Linked DNA regions of Homo sapiens: region 1 is linked to region 2. A link is a loop called in an ENCODE intact Hi-C map of the cell type or tissue named here. Cell type or tissue: tibial artery. All regions are shown on one strand. Links, peaks and the distances in the headings refer to the core of each region. The heading gives the core; the rest is flanking DNA.

The links. A loop is a pair of places that touch in the nucleus more often than their neighbours do. Peaks named below come from ENCODE experiments on the same cell type or tissue, not always from the same donor. Only the 100,000 strongest peaks of a DNase experiment are listed, where the experiment ranks them.
Region 1: a loop joins it to region 2, with 2.3 times the contacts of the local background. A loop is called at or near these places in 3 of 110 quality-filtered maps.

What each region holds. Positions count from the first base shown.
Region 1 is chr11:95,554,329-95,565,994 of GRCh38, reverse strand. No RefSeq gene overlaps it. Among named protein-coding and RNA genes, the nearest start is that of FAM76B, 230 kb to the left of the region's middle. In tibial artery, for the core only: no CTCF peak of the experiment used is centred there; a DNase peak (open chromatin) is centred at 5,912; H3K27ac peaks cover 6,219 bases.
Region 2 is chr11:95,641,471-95,653,136 of GRCh38, reverse strand. No RefSeq gene overlaps it. Among named protein-coding and RNA genes, the nearest start is that of FAM76B, 140 kb to the left of the region's middle. In tibial artery, for the core only: a CTCF peak has its summit at 5,425; a DNase peak (open chromatin) is centred at 5,624; H3K27ac peaks cover 7,845 bases.

The DNA of each region.
Region 1 (11,666 bases), core at 1,192-9,191, 87 kb after region 2:
TGGTGAAAGGCATCTTTGCAGCTTGAAAGGTACAGAGACAAAAGGGGCTGCTTGTCTTCTCTAATAGCTGAAAGCTCCCATTTGGTGAGAAGGGGATGGTTTAAATCAGGCACGCAAAAATAAATTACTGAAACACCCACCTCTTCTCCTACTCAACTGCCTGAGCCAGGAGTTCAGGCTGGCAGGCACCCTCAGAGAACAACTCAGAGAAGATGTAACTATGGTGGGGCATTGATAGTGGTGGTAGAGGAAGGTCAGTCAGGGGTCAAGGCATTTTGCACATAAACACGTCCCCACCCCTGGGCAATAGGAAACTTTTCTTAGAGACCTAAGTACATATGAGTCAAAGATAAGCATCAAATCTCTGAAAACACAATTTTGAAAAATGCATTTTGGATTTTCTGTAGATCCCAAAGCATATTTGACCCAATTCCTAACATCATTTTCCACTCTGTAATCATTATCTGTCTGAACTTTTATATATAGCTTACATTCTGTTCTAGGTATTAGCTTGGCAAAAAGACTCTTGGAGAAATTAATTCCATCTTTTTTTTTTTTCAGTAAGAATTACTGAAAATACTAGGCACTGCACAGAGTGGTCAGGACAGAAATTAATCAACCCAGTTCTGCCCTGAAGGAATTAAAAGTTCAGTGGAAAAACATAAGCACAAAATTAATTAAGGATTCCGGTTAAAAATCCCTGATGGATACCACTGGTTTATCTCCTCTCCTTCCTCAAATCCTGCTAAAATTACATAATAATAAAGGAATAGAAACAGGTATTAATCCACAGGGGAAAAAGGAATAGAAGAAGAGACAACAGTAAATGAACAAATTCTCAAACTAAAGAAAGTAGATAGAAGAGAAGTAGCAGATTTAGAGGAATGGAAGATATTACCACCCAAAGGCCTGCTGAAGCTGAAAGGAAGGGAGAGATTTTCCCATACATTGTTACGGATACATATTGGGAATTGGCAGTGGGGACATCAGACATGACTACTGATTGCACTTTATTATTATTATTATTATCGAGACAGAGTCTTGCTCTGTTGCCAGGCTAGAGTGCAGTGGCGCAATCTTGGCTCACTCCACCTCCCTGGTTCAAGCGATTCTCCTGCCTCAGCTTCCCGAGTGGTGTGTGCCACCACGCCCAGCTAATTTTTGTATTTTTAGTAGAGATGGGGTTTCACTATGTTGGCCAGGATGGTCTCGATGTCTTGACCTCGTGATCTGCCCTCCTTGGCTTCCCAAATACAGGTGTGAGCCACCACGCCCAGCCACTGACTGCACTTTAAATGTATGACCACCAACCACTACTTTGCACTTTTTATAATGGTACTATTAGCCTTGGATGATGGCTAATCACATACCAAATGAATTTCACCCATTCTAGGAACAATGGAGCAGTGAGTGGAAGGAAGCTGGTGAGAAAGCACTTTCATTGGTTTGTATGGCAGAAGACACCCAGCTTCATTTGTGCCTAAACTGAAAGTGAGCTGATTTGGCTTTCATCTTCCAAGGGTCCCAAGGTTGCAGCAAGCCTCAAAAAAAAAAAAAAAAAAAAGTAACTATGGAGAAACACGCTCTCTTGTTAGCATAAAATAATTAGCTAAGTACAAAGGGGAAGCAAACCAAATGGTGGAGGAGTTCCTGTTGTTTACCTCCTTTCCAATTCTGGATGATAGTTTCCAAAAGCAACAGGAAGGCAGTTTTGCCCCCAAGAATTTTCAAACCACATAAACCATTCCAAATTCCCTTTGATATGCCCCAGCTACCCAGCATTTTCGAAGAATGCAGCTCAGCTTCCTTTGCTTCTAGAAGTTATGAAGCACAGTAGCTTTAAATGGAAAGGTACATTCTCACCCCATGAGCCTGTGGAAGGCTCTGAAAAAGTAAGATAAAGGACTCATAGTTTTGCTTTGACTTTTCTTTTGTGACCCCAACTGTAAAATGTGAGAATGTTGAGTTGTGCAACTAGGGCAGGTCAGTGGGTGGTGTTTCCATTCCTGCTTTTTTTTTTCTTTTTGGACAATTCAGTAAGAAACAGATTAAATATTCATGGCTCTGTCCCTAGTCCTTTTTTGCAGACGCCAAAAGCTCTCAGGCTGTCCACAGAGACAAATGCAATTTTGCCAAATGTCTGTGGTAAGTTTTCCAAAGACGTGGAGGTGATGTGAACACCAAATCCAAATGAACATTAAAATATTTATTTTTATTAATTAAGATATTTTTCTGATTACATATTCATTGCCAGCAATTTGGGAAATTTAGACAAATATAAAGAAGGTAGAATTGATGGTAGCATGATGATTAATAAAATGTATGTGATGAGGTAAGAGAGAAGATTGAGTGAATTCTCAGGCTTCTAACTAGAACAAACTGGTGGATAGTGAAACCATTGAGATAGTGAGTACTCCAAGAGGAACATATTGGGATGAAAGATAAATTATTTAGGATATTTGGGTTTGTGGTATAAAAAGAATATCCAAATGATTAGATCTAGTAAGGAGTGGGAGAGATTGGTTAGAGCTTAGAAGAGATGAACTTCAGACACAGATTTGGAAACACTCTGAAAGCATATGGTAATGAAAACCATGGGAGTGGATGTGATATCCCAGAGCTAACGTGAAGGGTAGGAAGTAAGGCAGAGATGAGCAAGTGAAAAGGAATTCACAAAGAAGACTAAATGGAACATCCAGAGAACTAAGGTGAAAACTCAATGGGAAATGAGAAAACTAAGCCAGTCAATGTAGACAATATTTCCAAGAAACTTAGGAGCAAAGAGGAGCAGCAGGGTGGCCGGGTGCATATATGAAACTGACTCAAGAGATAGGATCTGAAATTCTCTATTCAGTCCCCTTTCATAATACAGACTAACTGAAACACTATAGATAATTCTATAGCATCAGGCTTAGCTTCTACTTCACACCCACTTGGAATAAACACAATTTTGTTTAAATCCAACACTCTACCTCCTACACACCAGCACTCATGCAGCTCCACATTGCTAGAGAAAAACACAAAATCGTAGTGATCAGCTTTACTTTAGTCTCATGAATATTAACCTCAAGCAGGTTTTAGTCCTGTCCCCACCCCATTGTATGCCCTGCTTGATTTACCCTCCCTTTCTCCTACATGACTACGCCATAGCTTCTTGTCCCTCAAAAAACCACCAACTTCTCCTACTCCATCCTCACTCTTAGCTGGAGACCTGGCTTCATATTTCACTGTGGAAAGAGAAGCAATTAGAAAAGAATTTCAATGAGCTCCAGACCACATCTCCCTATGGGTGTATAGACTCTGTTGGTTACTCTAGACGAATTGTCTAGGATTCTGTCCAACTCCTCCCTTTCAGCTCAAGATCCCATTCCATCTAACCCAGCTCCACCGCAAAGCTCCGCAGACTTTCTCCCATAATCAAGCATCTGAAAAGGTAATAACACCTGTCATCATTGGGTGTCTCCTGGACCAGCAACTGTTCTGAAGCCTGGTGCCCACACTGCATCTCCTGTCAATGATTTCCAATATAAACCCTGAATATGACCCAGGCTTATTTCTCCAGCTCCATCTTGTTTCACTCTCATCTGTGTGTTTTATGCTCCAGTGATGTAAGACTAATTATAATCTCCACCCAAGCTATCTGGTTTCTTTCCTGTGTGTCTTTGCTTCTGCAGTGTCCTTTACCTGGAATAATATTATTTATGCTCCACTCCCTGAGCCCACTTTCCCAAGCTTTCCTTCTTTGTCTGGGTAATTCCTCCCGAACATTAATACTGAGAGCTCATTCATTCATGCGTTCATTCAACTATCCTGCAAATGCTTGCCAAACATATTACGAATAAGGCATCATTCTAGGTATTTGTGAAATAGTAGCGAGTAAGATAAATATAGTTTCAACTTCTCCAATAAGACTTCCAGACCCTCCAGACTAGGTTCAGTTTTCTTTCTTTGAGGTCTCTGAATATCCTCTCTGTATATTTACCCCTCATCTATCTTATGTGATATAATTATCTGTTTATGTTCTGGTCTTTCTCATTCAGTAGATTTTGAGCACTTTGAGGCTGAGAACAGCACATTATTCATCTTTGTTGGAAAAAAATGAACATATAAAAATGCACATTTTTAACCATCGACAGTACAGAGCTTTTAATTTCTCTGTTATTGCAGTTGCCACATTTCCTGAATTTTCTATGGCAATTCTTATATTTTATTTATTTATTTATTTATTTCTGAGATGGCGTTTTGCTCTTGTTGTCCAGGCTTGAATGCAGTGGTGCCATCTTGGCTCACTGCAACCTCCACCTCCCTGGTTCAAGTGATTCTATTGCCTCAGCCTCCCGAGTAGCTGGGATTACAGGCATGCACTACCACGCCCAGCTAATTTTGTAGTTTCAGTACATTCGGGGTTTCACCGTGTTGGTCAGACTGGTCTCGAACTCCTGACCTCAAATGATCCACCCACCTCGGCCTCCTAAATTGCTGGGATTACAGGCATGAGCCACCCACCCAGCCTCATGGCAATTCTGATTTAAACTATTCTTTTCTCTTTCATTATCAGAATATGGAACTTATCAAGTAAACTGAGTTTCATTTGTGAACACACGGAGTTGTCTTATATATCACAATTTTTCATGAGGGGCTTCTTTGAGTACTGCCATCTCTTCCTAAGTCTATTAGTTCTTCTGGGGTATATTTTATACTACTAAGTTTTGTAAATTCTCTGACCTTCAGTTTCTTAACCTGTAAAAATGGGGATGATAACACCTCAAAGTTCTGCAGTAAGTATTAAATTAGATAATGTATGTAAAGCAGTTAATTAGCATCCTACCTAGTACACAGCTATTGGTAAATAAATGTTAGTTACTTCCCCCTTACTCAGCAGCTAAATTATTCATCCAAAACTTATGAAACCAAACAGTAAGTTATTTGTGTATATGTAATCTGGCTGGTACAGTGAAAGCTATGGATGCAGAAGAGCACATTAAGATCCTTACACTCTTGGTGCAAAGCCTTAGCATAAACAGAGGGCAAATCAATTCTAAGTTGTGTGGAATGCTGAACAGTCTCAGGTAGAATTTAGAGAGGAGAAATTATTAATAGAGAATCAGTGAAATTTGGCTAGACTAGGAAAAATTTATACTAGAACACAAAAGAAAGCCATAGAAAAGTATTCTAAGAGAAGAATTGTGTATTAGCCCATCTTCTGTTACTTAAAACAACATACCTGGAACTGAGTAATTTACAAGAAATGAGATTTAGTTATTACAGTTATGGAGGCTGGGAAGTTCAAGGTTGACAGTGTGCATCTGGTGAGGGCCTTCTTGCTGGTGGGGGACTCTACAGAGTCCCACAGTGGTGCAGGGCATCACATGGCAAGTGGGTTGAGGGTGCTCACATGCTATCTCTAGTCCCTCTTCCTCCTATGAAGGCATCAGTTCTCTTCTCCTGATAACCCATTAATCCATTAATCTATGAATGGATTAATTCACTTATGAGGGCAGAGCCCTTATGATCCAAACACCACTTAAAGGCACACCTCTCAATATTGCCAGGGATGCAACATGAATCTCCAACAGCAAGTTTCAACATAAGTTTTGGAAGGGATATTCAAACCCTGGTCAATGGGTTTCATTTCACGTGCCTCCTGAAGTGTTTGGCTGTGATGAGAAGGATGGTGAGCCCCAGCTCAGGTCCTGGGAGAAGGAATGCCCTGATGGATTGTCAGTGCCTGTTGTGACTATGGAGTGGGCTTCTGCAGGAGCAAGGCAGCAGGCTATTTGCTAAGGCTGCCCCCGAGTATCACAGAATGGTGAAGGAAAGCTATTTTTAGCTGTCCTCCTCAGAGGCTTTCCCTTCTGTTTTGATTTTTGGTTCCCTCATACTCTGGCTTATAAATCACCTCACTCTCCGACAGGCTGGTTGGGCAGGACTTGCTGCATTCTGGGAGCTTGGCAAGCTCACTGTCACAATTCTTGCAAGTTACAAAAGGTGAGAGTTCTGGCCAGTGAAGAGGTAAGGCTTGGGAGGGTGTCAGTGGCCGTATAAAGTAGCGTTATAAAGTGTCTGACTATTCCTGTTTTAAATATGCCACATTGTAAAAAGTAATGGCAAAATTATTAATCCCAAGAAGGCTTGCCTGTGGTCTTTTGTGTGGAATAAGCTGGCTTACCTAACAGTGGCTATTGACTTTCATGCTGACAAGCCTGGAACCTGGAATATTCTGCCATCTTTTAAAGCCTTCCCTAATGGTCTTTGAAATTATGATATCTGATTAGGCAGCTTTTGTGAGGAAGATCGAGTCACTTCAAATGCGGCTAGAAGGGAACTCAAAGGGTTACTTAGCACTGAGCCATAGCAGTAAGAAAAGAATCTAAATTAATCTTGTTAAAAAGTTCTAGAAAATTTTAAATTTTGATATCTCTCTAAAAGACATTTATGCTCCATGAGGAATACAGAGTTGGGCCTCTGAGAAAACTGAGCAGAAAATCAGGTCACAGAACTTGCTATAGGACTTTATGAAGGGTCCATATTAATTCTCACATGTATGCATGTCTATGTGTAGGGTCTATGACACATCAGCTGCAAGGAAGGAGCTGCATTTTTCTTGTCCCCTCACAGATGGCATCATAAAACAATTTATTCAATATACTATTAGAACCTATCAAGGTGGCCTAATGTTCCCCAAGCAAACCTACAAAAAGTAATCGTCACTCAAAGAAGAAGAAAGAGGAAGAGGAGGAAGAGGAAAGAAAAAAAAGAAGAAAGTTAAATTGCTATGGGAGCAGACAGAAAAGAATGTCTGATGCTCTGCTGGGAGATAACGTTTCCAGATGTGAAAGTACAAACTTACCAGGTGGATATCGGAGTGGATGGTGTGGGTCTGAATTCCAGAAAGAGGAGCAGCTGGTGCAAAGGCCTGGATGTGTGATGGAGCCCAGTGTGTTTCGCAAGGCTGGAACAAGGGGAATAGCAGGGAAGTTGTGAGAGACAGAACCAGAGAAGATATTCTTAGGCTCAGGCCTACCATAGAAAATAGGAAATCCAGAAGCCATTCCTGCTCTGTTATACATGTAGCTGACTCTCTTTTTCCTATTCTTCTTGCTCTTTCTCTACTCTTCATACCAACAGTGCCTTCAACACTGTTGAATTATCACGACATTGTTATGACAGCTGCCCAGTAACCATTGTTCTTTAGTAGCAGTGACCTAATTTCCCCTGGAGAACCATCCATTTCTCACTCTCTTACCATGGAGTTTGGATGTAGCTGGGCTCATCTCCTAACTCTTAAGTTGGGTCCTGAACCTAATGTTGGGAATCTTTCTGCCTCTTTAGAGGAAGAAGTACTCCATAAATCACACCACCCTCCTGTCTTTGGGGTAGGTGGACTGAAAGATGTTAAGCCTGGAGGTGCTCTTAATTATATTTGCTGCCATTTGAAGAACTGGCCTGAGAATAAAGCAATGTTGAGGACAATAGAGCCAAGAGATGGAGAAAGACAAATGACATTTGTTTTTTGAGTACCTGGATCTAGCTATGGATGAAGCCACTTCAGCTCCTTGTTTTTCTGTAACATGAAACAATCCTGTTTACAATTAGATACATGTTACCTGCAAACACAGTGGCCTCTAAGGCCCTAGCTCCCTATCACCTCAGTGACTTACAGTGCCTTGGAGCATTTGATAACTTGATTCAACTCAAGAACCTCAGTCTTAGAAATCGTTAAGTGCTCCGAGGAGAACAGTTACTCAAATGGGACATGTTTGGCCTTTATGGCTCCAAGTGCCCTCAACTATTCTGACTCCCTACCCTGCATCTGTTCTTTAATAAATGCTTGCCGGGGACATTCATATGGAAGAACTGTCCAACTCTGAGGCTAAGAACTCCAGCTGTAAGTGATAAGGTTCCTTCTGAGGATGCATCAAGAGCATGCCAGCTCTAGGGGTCTTGCTACTTCCACCATGCCCTCTGGTCACCTTAGTTCTAGGCAGCTACTCTTTAGTTTACTCATCCTAATTTCCTCATCCTGGTTAAAAACATCATTATTCTTGCTGGAATATCAACTACTGGCTGACAGCAGTTATCACTCAAGCCTGCCTAACCACTTAAGCTAGAAAGATTAAGAGGAGTTGGAATCCAACAGACTTTAGTTCAAATCTGGGTTAACCAAATAATTCATTATTTGACTTTGGGCAACTTCTTAGCCTCTATGAGCTTTAGTTTCCTTATCTATAGAATGGGGCTTATAATCAGTACCCAATGCAAGTAATTGTTGTTTGGACTAAATACAATCTAAACAACAATAATCATGGTACACCAAGCCTGTCACTCCAGTTTATCATAATGTGACTTCTACTTGATTTTCCCATCTTTCTCCATGATTCCTTCCCCATTCTTATGGAAACTTCCTCATTCTTATGAAACTGCATCAGTTCCAACCTCACAGATGCAGTCACCAATCTGAATGTGCATGCACAGCTCCATCACTGTGACTTTGACTCTATAGTTCCTTTCACCTGAAATGTCCTATTATCCTTCTTCAAGACTCAGCTCAATTTTACCTCTTCTATGAATCGTTCTTTTACCAGGTCAGCTCCTAACTCTTTGATCTCCTGGAGAACTTATGGCTGAAAGCTATCCATTTATCATCCCGTTTTGAACATTTGCTTTCTTTAATATTTTGTATCCCCAACTAGATTGCACCCTCCCTGACCCAGTGTCTTACACATAGATGGCACTCAACAAATATTTGCTAAATGCTTTATTTTCCTTTTATGTCATTGGGTAACACTGAAATTCTAATAACTAAATGTAAAAAGACAACCTACCTCCCCAGCACCATAACCACCACAAAAGGCTGTACAGCTTAAGTTAAGGCCTGTCTTCTGCTTTTGAATTTGCAATTGGAAACATATGGTGATTTGGAACATAGCCATTTTTTTTCTTTTTTTTTTCTGTCTAAAGAAACCTTTAAAGCCTCACTAAATATGTCAAGAAACAGCAATGAAAATGTCAAGAAATTGTAATATTGCTTATTGCAAAACACACACACACACACACACACCCCACTGCTGATGTGTTTATGAAGTTCCAAGTTGAAAAAACAAGGGCTAATTTTAGATTCTGGTTTTTTCCTTCAAGTCATAATAAGAAAAAATACAAACATCAACTGAAACCCCAGTGCACAAAACCTCTTAGTCATACCCAGTAGGCACTTTCAAAAACCAATTTTCTAGAGAAAGGATTGTAATTCGTAGCTCATTGAATCACGAATCCTGCTGCCCTGATGAATAGAAGGGATTGAAAGAACCACCACTGGAGTCCTGTGGCCCAGTCTTGAATGCAGATGTCAAAAATGGGAGCCACGACTTGGATGTTGTTTTCTCACACATTTTCCAGCTCGTTGAAACCCTGCAGTGCTTAAGATGACTTTGAAGACCCCAACTCAGGAGAAAATGAGCAACCCAGTTCTCAGTGACAGGAATGCCAATCTTTTGACATCCTGATAATCATCACAGCAATCAGTGGGGAATCAGGTATTGAAACTTAGACTTCACTGGGGAAATTCCCATCCAGTGCAGAGGAGTCTTTATTAAGAAAGCTCTGACTTTCTAAACACTCTGGTATCAGTAGCTCAATTCTCATTGCGGAAGACAGAGTGGGGAGGCAGAGTGATTGTTTCTGGATAATCCTGCTTTCTCCAGGGGGAATTCCTGACTTCTGGGCTACTGGTGTCCCAGAAGCAATGCCATCCTCTCCAGAACCATCTCAGAAGAATGACATCATCATGCCCTTACTCTTTGTTCTCTCATTTCCCTGCTTTCTTATAAACATCAGTAAATATATTAAAGCCAAGGCCAACAGAACCTTCAAAAAGATGTCTGTGTGTCATAGAATCATGGATCCCTTATGTCTTTACTGGAACTTGCTTTTTTTTTTTTTTTTTACTGTAATCACTGGGGCTTCAGTGATAAGATACCTTCATCACTAGCCAAAACATTATTCAAGAACCAGTCGAAATCTCGGATTCTTTATGAGCCCTTCCTCGGCAACTTTGGTCTTCTGGGAACCTTCTCTCCTCTCAGCCTTAGAAAACGTATTGATTAAACCTTCATTTGTTATTCACTGTGAACTTCTTTATTTTTTTGTGTGGGCAAGACTTTTCTTCTCAAATCGGTAGTGTCTTGTCTTATTTTATCATAAAGTTTAACAGAACCCTGAAGCCAGATGATCTGCGTTCCAGTGTGGCTTTGACACTTTCTAGGTGTGCAACACTGAGCAAGTTACCTAACTTCTCTGTACTTCACTTTCTTTATCTGTAAAATGAGGCTAGTAATGATATCTATCTCATAGAAAGGTAATGAATATTAAAGCAGTTAATCGATGTGAACTGTGTGGAACAGGCCTAGGAGACAGTAAGCACTAAATAATGCTATATATTAACTCCCTCAATACCTCTCACAGCAGTCCATACCATAGCTGATTCATTCATTTAACAAATGTGTATTGAGTGGCTACTATATTTCAGGGACCATTTTACAAGTTAGTAATGCAGGGGTGAACAAAGTTGATGAAGCTATTTCTCATGGAATCTACTCTCCAGAGAGACATATAATAAATAAATAAATAAATAACATGGTAAAACATAATTTAATACAACATAATAGGATATGGTTTCAGATAATGTTGTGAGCACTGGAGCAGCAGCATAGGGGATAAAGTGCGATGGGGGACTAGTCTACGAGAGGGTGGGGACACATTTTAAGTATTCACTAAGCATTTAATTGCCAAATCTGGAGAAAGAGGCTCACTGGCAACCCATCGGAAAGCTTGAAGCTGTGCATGACATGTTCCTTTCTGAATGTCCAATTAGAAAGAAGACTGTGAAGAAGGAAGTAAAATGGTAAAGTAAGCTAAATGTGTCCTGGGCAGCACATCTCCTGACTTGACATTATGTGTCCCTTCCTCTAATTCTACTTCTAAAATCATGTTTGCTAATTATAGCTGCCCAGAGATGTTCGGTGAAATTTAATCAATGATTTAATCTTCAGAACTTTCCTTTCATTTCCTAATCAAAGTTGACCAGTAATCCTAAATCCCCTTTCCTGAGGCCTCTGATTCTCTGCATTTCAGGATTAGACCGATTTATTTCCTAAACTATTCCAGGAATGTTTTCTAGTGGTGCTTGTGTGTAAAGGGGGAAAAAGCCTGGTTGCTCTCAGGCTATATTTCTGCTTTAGTGATGGCTATCTAATAATATGGTCCCAACTCAAGTAATTTGTATAATAACATCAATTTTTAAAAGCAAGACTGAGAAAAGATATCTTAGGGGCAGGTGAAACCTTGTGATACCTGAAAACAAAATCTCACAATATAGGCTGCATTCTTGTTCTAGAAAGTATAATTTTGTGGTTAATTATGATTCTGGAATCATACAGATCTGCGTACAAATTGTGGCCCCCGCCAATTACTTGCTATGTGATTTCCAAAAAGTAACCGTTTCTCAGTTTCCTCATCTGTAGACTGGGCAGACTAATGCTACTTCTTTTCTGGTTTTTAATAAGAATTAAATGAGTTCATGCAAGTAGCACATTTGGTACAGTATCTGATGTATTTCAAATACACAATCATATCTTCTAAAAATCTGTTTGTACAAATACAAAGTCTCT
Region 2 (11,666 bases), core at 1,612-9,611:
GCGCAATGCTTAAAATATGGCAGGAATCCATAAATGTTAGCTTTTCTTTCCCATCCATTTATAATTCCACTCTCCTCCCCATTCCCCTGTCTTTTTCTTTATTTCAGTGCTCTTTCCTCCTAGGAGACTCCTAAGTGAATTGTTAATACTAACTATAGTATAGGGATGACACAGTAGAAAGCATTTTCTTCTCTAGGTCATTAGCAGGAATGTAGATAACATAGATATGGTACAAAATCAAAAAGTCAGAATTGGAGGAGATTTATGAACTTAAAATCCTCCTTTAGGTAAAGGCATTGAAAGACAAAGAGGAAAAGTAACTTGGCTAGGGTTCTAGCAAAAACCAGTGCAGTGCTACTGGAAATAACATGCCTCGGTATTTCAGGGTGAATGAATTCATAGGTTTGTTGGTTCTGGATTAATTACTATCAATTGATAGTCTTAAATAGACATATATTGAGTACTGCTGGGTGGTATTCATGGAGCTAAAACTGGCAAATAACATGCAGATAGATATTGGGTCAAATTCTATCCTTTTCCTTATTTCTAAAAAAGACTTCTTGTATAAAAAGGGTAAGGCAGGGGTTGCTTTCAAGTGGAATTCTTGCTAAGTATTTGCTGTTTAGAGTAGTCCATCTGTTTAATAATTACCATTAACTGTACCTAATTTTATGGTGTAAAACTCATATTGCAGGCAAGCAGGTAGCATATCTACAAAGGTTGTGTCCATATGTTGTACTGTTGGGGTGTGCGGGTGGTGGTCAGGAAGGGAATGTTGAACTTTAGTGTCAGATAGCCCTGATAGAAATCAGGCCGTTGATATCTTGTGACTGTGTGTTGTTCCTTTGAGTTGATCTCTGGGACCAGTGCCAGAAAAATAAATGAGAACCAGAGACCAAATTAAATGTTGCCTGATCATTATGTCAAAGACAAAAGCAGGAAGATAAAAATCTCAAAGCCAAATAGATCCAGGACAAAGGGGAAATAATGGCAGCTGTAGCCGCAGTTTGGAACTAAGATGTGGAACAAATGAGGCTGAACTTACTGACCATCTGTTCAGAAGCAGGGGGAGCCTCAGAAAATACACTGGGCTGGAGGTCTGGTGATGAGCTTCCACTTTCTTGCTCAGTTTCTTATTGGTGGGGTGACTTGGAGAGAGTTCTTTCAGAATTTCAGTCTCCTCATCTGTTAAACGGAGATGATACCCCCCTTTATACAAAATCAGCATGTTAGTTCTCTAGAAGCTTTACCAATTTTACCAACTACCTCACATCATGAGCACCCAACTTCCAGCTTCAGTGACTTTCCAGCACCTCCCGTCATTGCTAGATTCCTGTCCATGGTAGGCATTACTGTGGTACCTTAGCAGAAAAATACAATGCAATAACAAGAATACAGAATTCCTATTAAATCATCCCAGAGTTCTAATCCTTCCTCTGCTCAAGGATGATCTTGACAAATTACTTATTTTCTTTGGGCCTCAGTTTACCCAAACTCATGGATTGTTGTGAGGATTAAATGAGATGCTGTTCACAAAGTACTTAATAAAATGTCTGGTATATATAGTAAGATACTGCTAAATATGTGTTATTAGTGTTGATAATATTGTTAAAGTATTCATTTTAAACATTTAAAAACATATTTAAATGTATATTGAGCATGTGTCAAAGATTTAACCAGCAAAGAGAAAAGCAACAGGATTGGTAAAGGAGACTCTGAGAGAAAGAAGTATATATAGTTTGTGAAAGAATGAATGCTCAAATAAGGTTGGTAAGTTACATACAAAACTATACACGTCCTAGGGGGCCAATAAAATGGTAGCCTCTGAGGTTATCTTTTTCACTGGGCAATTATTATTTTTATCCTCACTGGACAAAAATATCTCACAATTGATCAATCTTCTACAAATTAACAACTATACACAGAATATGAGCCCTAATTAATAATAAATATGAAGTCGAACTAAATGACAGCCCTAGAGAATCAGATAACTCGCAGCAGGGTTGTTAGAAAATTCTCTAATAGATGACAAGAGATCTTGCAGTGCTCTTCTTGTCTTATTTTAAAGTTCTGGATAATTATTTTTGCTTTGAGTGTGGCCAGTGGGTCACTGGCCAGTCTGAGATGTTGGTCTTCTGGAACCTAAGCTTTGGATGTCAAGTTAAAATTTCCTACCCCATGAGTCTTTGTAACCAAATTAAATCACCATAAGTATTGTTGGATTTGAAACTTTTGCTGGCATTGGGAGATGAGGAATGGAAAAGCTATAGGAGCCTGGAAATTAAAGGTGTGACCTTTTCTCTTGGGCTTTTAGAAATGGAGCATGTTTCCCATCTGCATGTAAGCATAAAATAATAATAATGTTACTATCTGACCAACGTATTACTTAAACCTCAGCTGTTATCCTTCCCTCTCTATCCTCTTTAGATGAATTTCCTGTTTGCTTTTTAAATCCTTTCATTTCCCTTTATTCTTTATCTCCCTAGTTCATCTTTCCCTCCTCATGTCCTATCCTTCCCAGGTCATTATATTTACTTCAAGCAGCTTCTCTTGTTTTATGACCCTTACCTCTTAGAGTGGTTGAAGGCAGAAAAAAACTGTTTTCTTTTCCCTCGCTTCTCTGATTCCTTCCTTCAGTTTGCTTTTATGGTATCTAACCCCCAGCTGTTTCTTTGGTTGTCACTACCCAGGCCCTTTGTTCCTCAATTCCTTCCTTTTGGCCATTTCACATATTCTTAGGCCATAGAGGGTGGACAAAAGGGGAAATGAAATCAACATACATTTTAGAGGAGAATCTTTGATTATTCTTTAATCCAGGATGCCACATTTAATACATTAAATGAATTAAATTATTTTATTACTTTTAAAATCTGTAAAGACAGTGATTCCAGCATAGATTTTTAAATAAATGCTTTCCCATAAGATTGCCTCGTTAATATAAGTATTTTCATTTCTGTATTGTTTGTCTGTTTTTGTCTCCTGATATACACGCTTTTTGCATGATTGTATTTGTCATGTACCTACATATAAAACATCTATTTAAGCTTGTGGCATATCTTGTAGATGTAGTAAGGAGTAGCCTGTGGGCCTGGAGACCTTTTGGTATGAGAGGCAGAGACCAACCAGCAGAAAGCTGAGTCTATCCTCACGGAGGGTGTCATTGTGTTTGAATTACATTGCTCTGCACACATGGTCGGGATACAGGTCTGCCTTCCACAAGTGTGGCAATCAGCAATGGACTTGTTTTCTAATTCATTTAGAGCAGAAGGGCAAGCTAGTTAATAAAGAGCGTTCTAATACATGAAAAAAGAAGCTCCATTGCTTGAATAAAAAGTGGCACGTGTTGTATAGCAGTGAGAGTCTGAGTTCTGGAGTGAGATCCAAGTTTAAGTCCTGCCATTTGCTAGTTGGGTAATTTTGAGTAAGATACTTAACTCAAAGTTCTCCAGGCTTTGATTTCTTTTTCTGTAAAATGGAGATATTAATCGAGACATTAATTACTATTTTGGGGATAAATTAAAGATACTATTTGTTATATATACTTTGTGACAGGATACATGTTATCATAAATGTTAAGGAAATGTTGTAAATCTTAGGTAACCACTTGCTTTTCTGTTCTTCGATGTTTGCAAGGAGGAAAACATTTTTCAAGATATGTTACTAGTCTGTATTATCATTTTCTTTTTTTTTCACAATCCTTTCCAATTTGCAAGTGGATATCTGCTGGGCAAATGGGAGTAAGCGAACCAATAATTAATTTAAAAAAATGTTACTGATATATAAATAGATTGATAGCTTAGTGAGGCGGCACAAAGCTCAGAAATAAACCTACATTTGTACAGAAGTTTAGTATGTGATAAAGGTGACCATTTGAAATCAGACGGCATTTGGTTGAAAGTACACTCTTGTATGACGTATGAAATCCCCACATGTTCTGCCACCATTATTTAAAGAAGAGACATGAATTTTGTCTTTAAAAAATTAATAAATTATTACAGGATGGCGAACTGAATCGTCTTCTTAAATCCTCAATATAATCAGAGAAAAGAAACTTTGAAGTCAGTACATCCATAACAATGCTGAAAATTGAGAAAGAGTGATATAATGAATAGAAACTTAGAAGAATTTCTGAATAATTGAAAGAAAATGGAGATCAGATTAATGAAAATATTAAGACTATCCAGATATTCGAGGAAAAGCAGTGATAAAACATAAAGAACCTAGAGGTAGAGGAAAAAATCAGAACCAGTGACCCAGGAAACAGAAGAGAACTTTAAGAACATTTAATGTTATAGGTAGAGACATTTAAGAGAATATTGCCACCTCAAAATAAAAACAGGCTGCAATGAAGGAGGAAGAATAAAGAACAGCTCTTATAAATAAAAATCAAGATTGCTAAATTTTTAAATAGAAGACCTGAAGACCAAATTATAGATCTCAAAGATGAAGATGATAAAATTTCCAAAAATGTAGAGAGCAAAGGGGAAAAAATTATGAAAGAAAAATTAGAAAGCAAGGAGATCATATCTAGAAGTTCCTGTCTGTTCATAGTATTTAAAATGGTTAAATGCTCCTGGGAATAGACTGATAGATTAGTGTGGCAGCATGGAGTTCAGCAACTGATCTGCATTTATATGGAGATTTATATATGATAAAGGTGGCATTTTTAATCAGTGGGCATTTGGGGAAATAGGGCTTATTGGTCTTTTGGAACATTGTTAGTGCCCTACTCCACTCCTAAGTTATTTGATTAAATGGAAAACTGATGCAGATATGCCAGAAGCTCTTGTAACCAATGCTTCCAGTTTGTAAAATTTTAATGTTTATTTTCTTCCATCCTAAAAGTAGACTTCACATTCCAAGGGAAGGGGAAAATGGAGTAGAATGCAAAGGGAGGTTTAAGTTCTGCTTTAGCAGGCATGAGTAGGGAAAAATAAACAGTTGGGGAATTTTTCCAGTCCTGTCTGCTGTTCTGCTCCATTAATGATAGGCTGTTGCTCTTTTACAAAACTAAAGAATAGGCACTAGGATGCAAATCTCATTCTCTTCCAGTTTTCAGCTTTCCTTGAGAAGAGGGATCCACGAATATTCCCCAGACAACTTACATAACCTTGCTCAAATAGAAGCTCAGAGTTGCGGAGTGCAAAATGAAAGAAAAAGGCATAAGGTTGCCTCAACCATTTTGTGAGCTGAGAGCAGAAAGGAAACATTGATTTTATGTCTTACATATTTCATGTGCATTAGAAGGAGGGAGTGAAAGCCTGACATGATGCTCAGTCAAGGGACTAGATTTACCATTTACTTAAACTAGCGTGTGTAGGTTCTCCACAGTAATTAAACTTAAATTTGTGTTTAACTTTTAGCACATTAATGTAAATACATTCTAAGTCATCAAATGCCTACCTTAGTACTGCCACATAATTTCTGTGTTGGAGTTGGCTTTTGTGTTTACAACTTTATTGGCCTCAAGTGGAAAGGAAAAGAACAGAGAAAAAAATAATATATTAGGGAAGGCCAATGGCATCATGATGCAAGCTATGAGTAAAAGTTTCACAGTAACTTAAATAAAGAACTGTGATGGGAACATTAAGTTCTCTCAAGCACACAGTAGCATAGGCTGCCAAACCAAAAACATTCCTGCTCTGGCATTCAGGACCATGGTCACAGAGAAAGGAGTGATTTTTATTTCAGCAAGTAACATCCTCTGTCACATTAAATTAATAGAGGTAATGTGAATTATATTGGTTCTGTAAGTTCATAGTTGGGTGCGCATAAGAAATTTATACCTAGGTTTATGTTTGCACTTCTATTTAAATAGCATTATGATAAAAATAATTTAATTAAAAGTAAACACTAGTGTTATGAGTACTAGTATTTTTATTAGCCAGGACACACATAAAATTTGATCATCACTGACCTTAGTAGTTCTGCCAGGCTACAAAGGTGGTTGCACAGGGCTGAGCTGGAATAGAAACTAGGGCTCAGGTAATTTGGTCTCCCTGTTTCTTCATGAGACAAGCCCTCCTTAGGCTGTTCTCTTTAATTTCTAGCCCATTCTTTTTCATGTTTTAATTTTCTATTCACGAGTAAGTCTCTCTTTCCTTGGTGTTTACTTAGTAATGTGTGCTTCTTAGCAGATGGGAGAACGGGGTTTTTTGAAAGAGCAGGGCTTGGGGTTTCTGGTGAGAAAAAAATGGGAGCTAGCTCAAAACCAAGTAGACCTAGTGGCACATAAACACGATCCCAGACAGTTCCAGAAGCCTCTAAAATAATCCCAACCATTTTGTGGGCAAGACAAGTGCTCTGGTGAGAATTATGACCACTCCCAGACAACTAACAGTTGGCAAAAATCCTTCCCTTTAAGACAAAGAACCCATGGCTCCTGGAGCTCGTATGGGGTGAGTGTTAATCAGATGGAAAGATGGTGCATGGTTCAAATTAAACTAGAAAAACGATCAATGAATTTATGATGAGAATATAAGTATATTAAGCAGATAAAGAGCTCTTGGTTGCTGATTAGTGCATTCCCTCCCTATAGTCATTTGTGATAAGAATGTTACATGGTGGACATGTAATCAGAATCAGGAGAGTTAGATAAGTTGCCTGTCTAGTTAGATCAGAACATGATGGACTGAGGCAGCCATCTGTTTTCAGGGGTGCACACTTGGCACAGAGACCTAATACTCTTCACAAACCAAGGGGCCCTCTCTTCTAGACAGGGGTTGAGTGAGCACAGCCAAATTTGCTTCTGTGTCATCTTTTTTTTAAAATATTTTCTTTTCTGAACAGTCCCTTTCTGATTGGTGTATGTTTCTCTGAATATGCTTATACTCTAAATCTGCTTATAACTAGTGCTTGCCAGCCTGTGTCTTAGTTTTTAAAGCAAACTTATATAAACCAGCTTTGAGACAGTGTGTTCATTTTATTTTTCTCTCAGAAGGTAATTGCCTTAGTTCATGTTTGCTGTTATAACAGAATACCTGGGACTGGGTGATTTATAATAAGCAGAATTGTATTGCTTACAATTCTGGAGGCTGGAAAGTCCAAGATCAAGTGGCCAGCATCTTGTGAGGACCTTCTTGCTGTATCATCCCATGGTAAAAGGCAGAAGGGCTGAGAGAGAAAGAGAGAGAGAGAGAGAGAAAGCAAAAAGGACTCAAACTCTCCCTTTTATAATGAACCCACTCCTGCAATAACAGTATTAATCCATTCACTGTGCCCTCATGGCCTAACCAACTCCCGTTAGGCCCCATCTCCCAGCACTGTTGAATTGGGGATTAAGTTTCCAACACACGCTTTTGGGGGACACATTCAAACTATAGGAGTAATTTTGTTAATTTTTTTTTTTCAAGTTCTTGGCATCCCACTGTTGCTTCAATGTACCACTTGTTTCTTTCTTTTACTTTATTCAAAAGAGATAAAACTATCCTTGAAATTCTGGAGAGCTTTGGCACCTCCAGAATTTCCATTTATGAAGGGCTTGGGGGCTATGATCTAGTGGGAATTGGGGGTGGGTAGAGTACTACTCCAAAGCTGATTTTGGGGAAAGGCACACTGCTTTATGTGGAAAGTGTATTTATTTGGCAGTAGCTTGAAGCTGTGTTTACATAGTAATCATGTTTTTACTTGAGTTAGATGTTTATTTAGAGTTGATTTGGGTTATGGGGCTGATGAAGATTATAGGCATTTCTGCCTTCCTAAGCCATCCCTTTGTTGCCAGTGTGTGATTTTGCTTTTTAACCTGGATCATAGATTGGCTTTGCAATATTCCTGGAGATGGAATTAATTAATTGGCTCTCTCCCAGCCATCTCAAATTACTTGTTTAACTTTTTTGGTTTACAGATATTTATTTGCACCTGTGTGTATTTTGTGTCCTAGTTTTGCAAATCTGCAAATTACCAACTTTGTCAGCAAATGGACAACTTTCTTCTGAAGCTATCCCCTTTGCCAGAGAGTAAACACGCTTTTCTCTCTCCATTTGCCCAATTTGACTTTAATCCCAGGAAATGTAGATAAAACCTGTGTGGGCTTTCTGGTATCTCTCAATTAACTCTTGGTAACTGCAAGCAATCCCTTGTGGCCCAGGTTTATCCTTGAATTCTGATAACAAGATCAAATGAGAAGAGGAATGCCATGAGGAAGTGACTAAAAATTACAAGGGTGTGTGTGCATGTGTAGTTTTGGACGTATATATGTTCCTTTTAATTATACTTAGAAGTCAATATGAATTATATTGTCAGTTGCTTGAGTGACTCATGGCCTTTTCTCAATTCATCAATATAGTGCATAAGTTACTATTGCTCTTGTTACAAATTATTACAAATTTAGTGGCTTAAAATAACATATTTATTATCTAACAGTTCTGAAGGTCTGAAATCCAAAATAGGTCTCATTAGGCTAAAAGCAAGATGCTAGCAAGACTGTGTTCCTTTTGGAGGCTCCAAAGGGCAAATTCATTTTCTTGCCTTTTCTATCTTCTAGAGGCTTCCCATAGTCCTTGGCTCATGACCCTCTTTCTCCACCTTCAAAACCAGCAATGTTGGGCTGAATCCTTCTAATGTTGCTGTCTCTCTTGTTCTCTTCTATCGTCCTCTTCTCCTTTTAAGGACTCTTGTGATTACATTGGGTTTGCCTAGATAATCTAGGATAATGCCACTATTTTAAAGTCAGCTGATTAGCAACCTTAATTGCTTCTGCAACTTTAATTATCACTTTCCTTCTAACCCTCCATACTGACATGTTTCAGAAATTATAGCACAGACATCAGCCATCTTTTGGAGGTGGAGGGTACTATTGTATCTACCACACGTGAAATGTCAAAACAATCTCTAAACATTTCAGTGTTAGTACCCCTGCTTCCACATTCTTTAACCTAAATGTATATCAATGTTTTTGTATGTGTGAAGAGCCTATGAATGTGTGATATGTTTTCATAAATACTCTCATTGAAATTCTTTCCTGCTGTTGTAAGTGCCATAGTAATGTGACTTCTCATCAAAGGCAACCCTTTTCAGTGTTTGATTTGAGTGTCACTGAAAATGCTCCTTGTCCTTTTTTATATTTCTCCCTTGTAGGCCTGCCACAAGTACATAGAATTTCTAGCATTACTTCTTTGGGTTAGAAAACTGTGTCTTCAGTTGACCCTTTCAAAATTCAACTATGAAACTTGGTAGCATATAAACCTACTGCCACAGTTAAAACCTTGGTATTTATTAATGTGTCAGAAAAATTAGATGGCTACCTGATAGGATGCAGGGCAGGTAAATTTGGAGCTTGGGAAGTTGGAAAGACATAGATGTGCAAGGCTATTGCATTACAGAATGATGTTTATGGTTGGTACGGCCTTGGGGAGAACTATTGATTCATAAATTCAACAAATAGTGCTTACTCTGTGTAGTAACTGTGCAACATATTGGAGTTTTAAAAGTCAACAAAGTATCTAGTTGCTTCCCTCTCAGACATTAATTTATGGGCACTCATTGGGATACAATGAAAATACATTTATTTTTCCTGGGCTTAAGCCCTTGTTCCTTCATTAAGTATGAGGTTTTTCCACAGTTGCATAGAACTTTGCATGCAGTAGTTGTAGGCTTACCACATATCGTCATGGACTGCTGACTTGTGTAGCACGAGTGACACAGTATAAGTGCACCTCGACTTTTATCAGGAACATCTTACATTAGTGTTGTGTAAGCTGTACACATTATTATTATTCTGTTGCTGCTATTTTATTCTGCACACTACTTTTATTGATATGTAGATAATCCTTTGTCATAGGAGGTTGTGTGGTTGTGCTATGCATTACAGGACGGTCTCTGTCTACTAGATGCCAGTACACCCTCTAGTTGTGAGATTCAAAAATGTCTCCAGAAGTAGCCAAATGTCCTCTGGGAGGCAAAATCAATCCTAGTTGAGAAACAGTAATGTGTAGCATACAAATAGAAATATGCATAAATCTCAAGTGTGCAGCTTGACTAATTTTTATGAATACACGTCACATTCAATTCAAGAAAAAGGACATTACTAGCATCTAAGATCCTCTCCTTTTAACTCCTGTTATTTTCCAACCAAGGATAACCACTGTTCAGACTTCTAATACCATAGTTTTGCCTGTTTTTAGACTTGAAGTGAATGTAAATATGTGGTACAGACTCTTTTGTGTCTGTGAGGGTCATTCCTTGTGCTGTATGTTGTAATGGGTTTGTTCATTTTCATTCCTTCATACTATTCTACCATAGTCATACCACTATATATTTATCCCTTCTTCTCTTGAGAAACATTTGAATTGTTTTCAAATTTTAGCTATTATGAATAATGCTGCTATGAAGATTTATGTACATGTTTTTTGGTTCAAATCTGTTGCATATCAAAATGAAGTTGCTGAGATTTGAGTCCGTGTATTTCCAGCTTTAGTAGACACTGTCAAGGTTTTCCAAAGTTGTTCTAACAATTTTATTTCCAGGAGCAGTATTTGGGTCCACTGATCCATCATTGCCACATTGCCAATTACTTGGTGTTGTCTATTTTTGTTGTTTTCAAAAATTTGGCCATTCGGGTACATATGTAGTCTTACGGCATTGTGGGTTTTGTTTGCATTTCTCAGATGATAATTGAGATTCAGCATGTTTTCATACAATTATTAGCCATTTTCATGTTTTCCTTGTGAAAGGGTATTTTTTTTTGTCTATTTTTGTGATTGGGTAGAAAAATGATACCATCAGCTCATGTGATTATCAATCTCTTTGGCATTTTTATCTCTAAGCTTAAAATAATTTTAAAAATACACTGATTTTGTTCATCTCTCTCTTGTGAGCTTCAGCAGTACAACTCCATTCACCAGTCAGAGCTCTCCTGGATGAACTGATCGAATGGAAGCCACAAACTAGCCAAACTAAGGACATGCCTGTAGGCCTGACAGTCCTGCCAAGGAAGGTCTTGGCTGAGACAAAGTTGTAATCCTTCCTCCTCTCTCTCTTCCTTTTAGCTACAAAATCAACAGATAAATAAACATTTCTAGAATTTTCTGTCCTGGTACCATAGCTTAATACATGTTGGCCATTGGCATAAATGTTTTCCAAGATGTTTATTTATCAGATTACTTTATGAACTAATTTGCTGCTTGAAATGACTACCTAGTGAAGTAAGAATTTAATTTTAGGGAGTCTCACAGATAATAGATAAAAGGCATAGTCTTCTGTTCTTTTCCTTCATGCCATTGGTAAGAGCTGTAAGACCAGTATTTTCCTTCCTCATTGGTTTTTGGCCACCTTTGCTGGTGCAACATCACATGCAATATAAAGCCTAAATCACCTTTCTTACTCTCAGGCTTCCTCACGAAACCAAAGCCTACTTGTGCAATGTTTCATTTTTACTTTCATGCACCACATCCTCCTCCTGCCCTTATTACATAACTGTTGAGAGCCCTATGTACTCGTTCCACCTCAGGCTATGTCATCACCTCAAGCCTTGGATGCTGTCCATGTTTGGATGGGCAACCTCCAAGGTGCATTTCATCTGCCCATGCTGTGCTTAGTGCCGCCAAATGTAGGGCCCCTGCCAGTGATGCATACTTAGGCTAATGGCCTATGGGCTTCTGGGAAACAAAAGGGCAGGTAATGGAGGGCAGCCATCAGAAATTGGCAGGAAACAAGGCTCTTTTTGAGCA